Linked DNA regions of Homo sapiens: all the other regions are linked to region 1. A link is an interaction called in ENCODE POLR2A ChIA-PET data of the cell type or tissue named here. Cell type or tissue: CD4-positive, alpha-beta T cell. All regions are shown on one strand.

Evidence for each region. Peaks named below come from ENCODE experiments on the same cell type or tissue, not always from the same donor. Only the 100,000 strongest peaks of a DNase experiment are listed, where the experiment ranks them.
Region 2: POLR2A ChIA-PET joins it to region 1 with 6 read pairs; 2 of 35 experiments call an interaction of 5 or more read pairs at or near these places.
Region 3: POLR2A ChIA-PET joins it to region 1 with 5 read pairs; 3 of 35 experiments call an interaction of 5 or more read pairs at or near these places.

What each region holds. Positions count from the first base shown.
Region 1 is chr3:108,833,734-108,836,233 of GRCh38, reverse strand. The region is part of intron 2 of TRAT1 (T cell receptor associated transmembrane adaptor 1); the gene reads right to left. Among named protein-coding and RNA genes, the nearest start is that of TRAT1, 12 kb to the right of the region's middle. In CD4-positive, alpha-beta T cell, no CTCF peak of the experiment used is centred here; DNase peaks (open chromatin) are centred at 943, 1,443 and 2,413; H3K4me3 peaks cover 2,500 bases; H3K27ac peaks cover 2,409 bases.
Region 2 is chr3:108,897,919-108,900,418 of GRCh38, reverse strand. No RefSeq gene overlaps it. Among named protein-coding and RNA genes, the nearest start is that of GUCA1C, 55 kb to the left of the region's middle. In CD4-positive, alpha-beta T cell, no CTCF peak of the experiment used is centred here; no DNase peak of the experiment used is centred here.
Region 3 is chr3:108,779,046-108,781,545 of GRCh38, reverse strand. No RefSeq gene overlaps it. Among named protein-coding and RNA genes, the nearest start is that of RETNLB, 23 kb to the right of the region's middle. In CD4-positive, alpha-beta T cell, no CTCF peak of the experiment used is centred here; a DNase peak (open chromatin) is centred at 1,105.

The DNA of each region.
Region 1 (2,500 bases):
CATAAAAACTAACTCTGGCCGGGCACGGTGGCTCATGCCTGTAATCCCAGCACTTTGGGAGGCCAAGGTGGGCAGATCACGAGGTCGGGAGATCGGGACTATCCTGGCCAAAATGGTGAAACCCCATCTCTACTAAAATACAAAAAATTAGCTGGGCATGGTGGCATGCGCCTGTAGTCCCAGCTACTCGGGAGGCTGAGGCAGGGGAATCGCTTGAATCCAGGAGGCAGAGGTTGTAGTGAGCTGAGATCGTGCCACTGCACTCCAGCCTGGGCGACAGAGCAAGACTTTCTCAAAAAATAAATAAATAAATAAATAAATAAATAAATAAATAAATACAAACAAACAACTAACTCTATTGAATGGGAATGTGCTGAATGTATTATCAATAGGGGAATAAAAGAAAAAAAAGACAAAAACTGTGTGGGAAAAAGGAAATAGAAGCAACTATATAAAGGATACAATATAATAATGTGATGTTTAGATGGAAGGAAAGGGACTAAACCAATTTGGGGGGAAAATAAAGAAAACAAGTAATGGTTAAAGGGAGCACCTGAAATGGGATGTAAGAAGTTCAAGGGCACCCCATTCCATGCTACTTTTAGGATGTAAATGTATAATCTGCAGCTGAGCCATCAGTACTTGGGTAATTTTGTTTTGCAGTCCTCCCTAGAAGAAGGTTATAATCTCTTTAAATGAGCCGTAGTGAGAAGTTCAGAGGTTACAGCTCAGAATAAAAGCCAGCAAGCTCAGGCTTCTGAAAAGTTTGCTCTGTCATGAAGGCTCAAAAGTTTATTTAAAAATAAGTGGCATGACTTAATTTAAAAGCTGCCTGGTGATTTCAATGACATTTAGCAAAATAAAAAAAGTGTATGCTTTGCTATAAAGCAATGAAATGTGCAAGACTGTGCGTGGGAAGAACTAGGTGAGCTCTCATAATCCTCTCCTGTGATTCAGATGCAAACACTTGTGGTCAGGTTTGTAGTTGAGAGGGTGTGATGCAAATATGTTTGCTTTTATGTTTTTCCTCTTAGAGTGTTAACCCTCCTATGTACAAGAATAGACAACGGCACATAGTTTAAACTCCATAATGAAATTTCTCTGATACATGTTAAATGTGAAGATGCCATAATTTCCTACTGATAGGACTTTGATGTATGACCAAACCATACGCTTGTTTATCCTTCTTTCCAAACCAGAGAGGAAGAGTTAAACAAAGAATAGTTTTTGGATTTAAAGAAGGAAAAAGTGAATGCACTCCTATCAGAAAAAGAAATAAATATAATCCTCCTAAAGAACAGATTTGAACAAAGAATCACATAAAAAATGAAGGATTTATTTTAGGGAGAATGAGAGAACTCCATTTCAAAGCTTCTACCTAGCTGCTACAGAAAACATCAAGGGGAGGCTTATCTGGTCTATCTGATTGAATGTGCAGATATTGTATTGTTGCTGAAATGGAGATTTTCTTTTGAACGCTATTTATTACACCAGCAAAACTTATTCACTGACTAACCAAGGTGGAGTCAGATCTTGCAAATTTCTCAGCCACAAAGAGTAACAAAAAGATGCAAACATAAAAAGTTATATGAGGCCAGATACAGGGGCATTTCATTCACAGCCCAAGTGGCAGAAAAGCCAGTTGATACAATAGAATCTCTTTTATTATAGTTTGTTTGTCCCAGAGAAATAAGGCAGGAAGTCTTCTTCAGGAAGATTGGAAGGAACTGAACTGTTTGCAGAGCAGTTCTGAAATATATTTGAAATCTCTGGGTTAGAAACAAAGATAGTTCTATTTGTTCATATGGGATGGAAAGAAAGGCAGAGCTATTACTAATACTTGGGAAAAGATGTTAGGAGAAGTTGGGGCAGAGAGAAAGGGTGGAGGTGGGATAAGAACAAAGGACATTCTTAGCGTTGATGAATACATCAATTGCACACCAATAAAATGCAAGTTCCAGTGTATGCTCCACCTAATGAGGGTACATTACTGCTCAAATAAAAGGTTTTGTGATAAGCTAATGTTTAGAATCAATTCCATAAAACTCTACAGAAAACTCTCTGAAATGGACCTGAATGTGACATACATGACCACAACATTTAGTGCTAAAGCTCAGGGTGTTGTACAGATGTGTTAAATAATATAGAGATGAGGAAAGTGAAGTTGGAGCTGGAGAGGACTTAGAGGGGCATAGGGATGGTGGGAGCAGCAAAGTAGCCAGAGAAACCAATGTTCACCAAAATAACAGATGTGAAAATTACATGGGATGACATATAGCCATAGTAGATCCTTAATAATTATTTGTGGAAAGAAGGAAGGAAACAACACGGCCACTAGGTATGGTGATGGGCTGCACCAGATCTAGGACTGACCTACTAAGTCCCCAGCACTATGCAAAGATGTGTGTGTGTGTGTGTGTGTGTGTGTGTGTGTAATTCTTACAAGAACCCTAGGGTCTAGATGGTATTTTCCACATCTTATAGATAAGGAAACTGAAAC
Region 2 (2,500 bases), 64 kb before region 1:
TCATTAAGATAATTTTGATATACATGTAGCTATTATGACTATCATTTAATACCTATTATTCAGATCGGTATATATGAGAAAATTAAATTGAAATATATCTAGAATTTGAACCCTTTCTGTACCAAGCTACTACCTCTTACCCTACTGGCCTGTGCTAGGCTGTCACTATGTCTCATCTGGATTATTCTAGCGATTTCCTAACTAATCTCCCCACTTCAACCCTTGTCCCTCCACAGTCTATTCTCAATAGAGCAGCCAGAGTGATCCAATTAAAGCATAAGGCACACTGACTTGATCTTTACAAATTATATGAATATATCAAATTATTACATGTACCCCCAAACTATGTACATCTATTATGCATAAATTAAAAAAAGAAAAAATAATCTTACCTATAGATAAACGTATATTGACACAGGAAAATGTTCATGAGTGGTTGCCGAGTGAAAAAAAATTATGCTATAATAAAAATACATATTATTGTTTTAAAAAAGCATAAGGCAGATCCTGATTTAAAACTCTCATGTAGCTCCTATTTTCATTCAAGATAAAAGCCAAAGTTCTCAGAGTGGCCTTTAGGGCTTTGCATAATCTACCTGCTCTTCTCCCCTTATTTTTCTCGCTTCATTTGCTGCTACTCTTGCCCTCATTCACTCCACTTCAGCCACAGAGGCCACTTCTAAACCACTCCAAGCACAGCCCTCCTCAGGGACTTGGCTCTTGCTCTCCTCTGCCTGGGATATTTACCTCCAGAATATCAACACGACTTTTTCTTTCGCCTCCATCAAGCTTTTGCTCCATTGAAGCTTTTGCTAAATTGTAACCTTCTCAGTGAGGCCTTTCCTGACCACCTTTCTAAATTGCAAAAGTCCATTTCCTTCACCCTCACACCCTCTATGCTCCTACCCTACTTAATTTTAGAAGTAATGTTAGAAGGTAGTGTTTGCTATCTTCTAACCTACTATGCCATTGTTTATTTTGTTTATTCTTTGTTTGTCTTCTCTGGAATATGAATTCTACAAGGCAAAGATTTTTGGCTCTTTAGTTTATTAACAGATACTCAGCACTTAAGACACAGCCTAGTGCATAGTAGGCACTTAACAAATATGTTGAATGAACAGAGGAAATACAAACCTTGTCAATAATTACACACCTTAAAAGTGACAGAGCTAACAAAACTCAATTTCTTTCATACTGTGAAAGAAATTCAGAGTCTTTCATACTATGTGTCCCTTCATTAGATCGCAGAAGTCATAATGGGAAAATAGTTTTTTCTGTTATCCTTCAAATTAATTTCCATGGGATCTCATATCATCCAACTGATGCTGCCATTTAAAAAATATTTTTGAAATTGGCTTTTAAGCAATTGCTTGATCACACAAGAAAATCATAATGTTATCATCATATTATCATCCAGCTGCTGATGGTTTTGGTTTTTGATCTGTAGTTTTCTTACCACAGTAACATTTGTTTATCTGTACTCTGGACACTTGACTTACTAATTGTTTCTGGCTTTTTCCAGAATTCAAAATATATCCTGAAAAAATAAAATGATGTACCACCACTAAATGCAAAATGGTTCTCAAAATATAAATAGATTTTTTAAATACTTAAAAACACAAAACTATGTAATCAAAAAATTAAAAAGAAAAGAATAAGTTAAATTCGTTTGTACAAGTACGACAAACACATCTAACACATTTAAAATACAAAACCTCAGACAAATTTACAAGAACAACGCGAAGATTCCAAAGATGGGGAAACTATCAGGATAGAAAATTTGCAAAGGAGAAAATACACTGACTACTAAACATACAAAAAATATTTCAGGGTCACAGATGATAAGAAAAAAACCCACAAATTAAAACAAAACTTAGAAAACAATTTTATATGTCAAATTTAAAGTTGCTTTGAAAATCAATCTGATGGTAACATTCGGAGAAGGAGGTTGACAGATATGAGGGAATTCTTTGTACTGTTTTTACAACTTTTCTGTAAGTCTGAAATTGGTTTAAAGGTTAAAAAAATGCTCTGTTGAGTTTTATTGATCTATTTGTCTATTCCTGCATCAATACCATATTCTGTAAATTACTATAACATTACAATAAGTCTTGATATCTGATATCTGCTTTCTTTTTTCTTCTTGCAATTTCCTTGGCTATACCTGACCCTTGGTATTTTTAGGTAAAATGTAAAGTCAGCTTGCCAGTTTTCACAAAACCACTGCTGGGATTGTCTATGAGAATAACATTGAATTTATAGGTCAGTTAGGGGAAAGAAAAGTGAAAGACAAAAATGTAAAAGTGAAAGAGAAAAAATGTGAGCTGTAACAATAGCACACTGAGTGTATCTTCCTCTTTTATCTCTGTGAGCTCCTCTCCTAGGTCTTGTAAAAAGAGTAAAGCTGGACCTGACCAGAGCTTGGATCTCTCCAGATTTACTGTCTGGTCTAATTGGTATACAGTTTATTTTTCTATGCGGAGGATTCTTTTCTGATAAA
Region 3 (2,500 bases), 55 kb after region 1:
TCCTCTCACCATAGCCTCTTGAGTATCTGGAACTACAGATATGCACCACCATGCCCAGCTAATTATTGTATTTTGTGTAGAGAGAAGGTTTTGCCAGGTGGCCCAGGCTGGTCTCGAACTCCTAAGTTCAAATCATCTGCCCACCTGGGCCTCCCAAAGTGCTGAGACTACAGGTGTGAGCCACCATGCCCAGCCTAGTCTGGACTTTTCTGAGAAAGGTTGGTTAACATGGAGGAGATCCTAGTCTGATTATTTTTCTTGTGCATGTATGTGATCAAACTGTTAAAGATCCCCCAATTACTCAAAAGTACCCGAGAATTCTACAGGGAAGTCACAATTATTTCATCGCTTGCATATAACATTTTGTGCTCCCCGTGGGAGTTTGTATCTCAGTTAAAGAAGAATAGAAAATGATAAAGCTGAACTCATCCCAAAAATGGGATTTGGGATTTGGTTGGGACCTGATTCTTAATCCCCTTCCCTTACCAACTTCTTTCATTTTGACTACACCAAAACACCAAATTCCTTATCATTTCATGAAGCACACCATGCTCTTTCATGCATTCTTGTACATGCTGTACTCTCTGCCTGCAAAGCCTGCTATGTGACCCCCTTCCTCCTTCAGCTGGTGAACATCTACTACCCACCTCTGACGTTACCTTTCTGAAAAGTTTTCACAGAAAATCCTAAGAAGAGTTTATCACAAGTAGGCCCTCCAAGAATATTTCTTAAATGAACCGATGAATTAAAATACATTCAGTTGCTTCTCGCTATCATGCTTCCCTTGTTTGTTTTTATTTTATATCTGTTTCTTGGTAAAATTCTTCACAAAAATTCCCATCTGTCACCACTATGATAAAATAAGATCGAGTTAACGGAGAGTGCCTATATCAGGAGGCAGAATTAGACATGGACCAACTTAAGCAGATAAATCTTCCCTCATAGTCACAGTGACAAGTTGCCTCTCAGAAACCCTTCCAAAACCAAGGTACTAAATGAGATTAGCAAGTCTTCAGAAGACACTCCCCACCCACATTTTGGCTTCAGGCTGCTCTTGTGAAAGGACAGGATATAAGCCCAACACCTGCACCACCAGGCCTCTCTGCTCCATTTCCTCAGGTGCAGCAGTGCGGCTGAGCTCAGCTGGTTCTCAGTTGCCACAACACAGCTCCTGGGAAGTGGGTGTGGGTGGGCACACTTCGAACCACATTGGCATGTGAGGCAGAGGCCGGCTGAGTAGCTTGTCTGGATGCTGTGTTTTAGTCAGGAAGAGGAAAACGCTTTGCTTTCTTGTTGGGCTGATATTTATCTTTTCTTTGACAATTCCAATCTTTAAATATCTTGAACCCATTACTTTCTACACTTGATGGCTTTTGATTTTTCTCTCTAATGCCATTTCCTTCTATGGGAAATAGCAGAGCCCTTCAGGTAATTTGGCCGTTTTGAGAAGGAATGAAATCATCTTAATATAGATGGGCCTTCTATTGGCTCAATGGTCTAGCTACTGAGCATACTCTAGTTTTTCCAAAATAGGCCTCACCTCCATTGATGAAAGAGAGAGACCCACACCCACCATGCAGTGTACTGAATATTGGGGATGCAAAGATGGGAATATGACTGTTGCCCTCATGATCTATGAGAAACCAGACTAGGAAATAACCAGAGACACTAGAAAGCACAATAAAATAAGTCCAGGATGCAGGGATATGTAGGATGCTGTGCTTAATCCTACTGGGGAGAAGGCATCCTTGAGAAACCAGCATTTGAAGACGGACTTAAAAATAAGTAAATAGAGACAGCAGGAAAGGGCTTTCTAGACCGAAGGAACAGCATGACTTAAAGCAGAGAGGTGCCAAATAGCAAGGCATCCAAATTCTATTTTTATGGCTGTTAAGTCAATTGAACTAACTGTTTTCAAAATGCCTTACATGACTATTATTATTTTATCACTTGAAATGTCAACCTTTGACGGGAGTGTTTCCTACACTGTGGGTTTTTTTTTTTCTATTTTTCCTTTTACTTCTATTCATTTCTTAATTTTATGGATTTTATGTTGTTAATCAGTATTTAAATATTCATCCCTGTTTTATCTTCTTGATAGATTACATATTTTATTAATATAAATTAGTTGTCTTTATCTGACTTAGTGTTTTTGGCTTAAAATTCCACTTTGCCTGATTTATTAAATTACTTTCATTAAATAAAGTAGTTGAGTCTATGATAATTGGACCTCAGTCAGCTGCCTGGACCTGGAGAAGAAATAAGGCAATGAGGAATGAGCCCAGTCTCATTATAATAATAATACAGTGTTGAGGGTAGAGCTCAATGAAGACTTAGTTTTGGTATCCAGGAACTAGCAAAACAGTAGAAGAGTGGAAATGTATAAAAGTTCATGCACCAGAGCCAATAGAGCTAACATGACATTTATTTCTTCTTGGAAAACACTTTGAAACCCTTCTTCTAGAATTTACTCTTTTACCTCTTTGAGAGTTAGGAAATG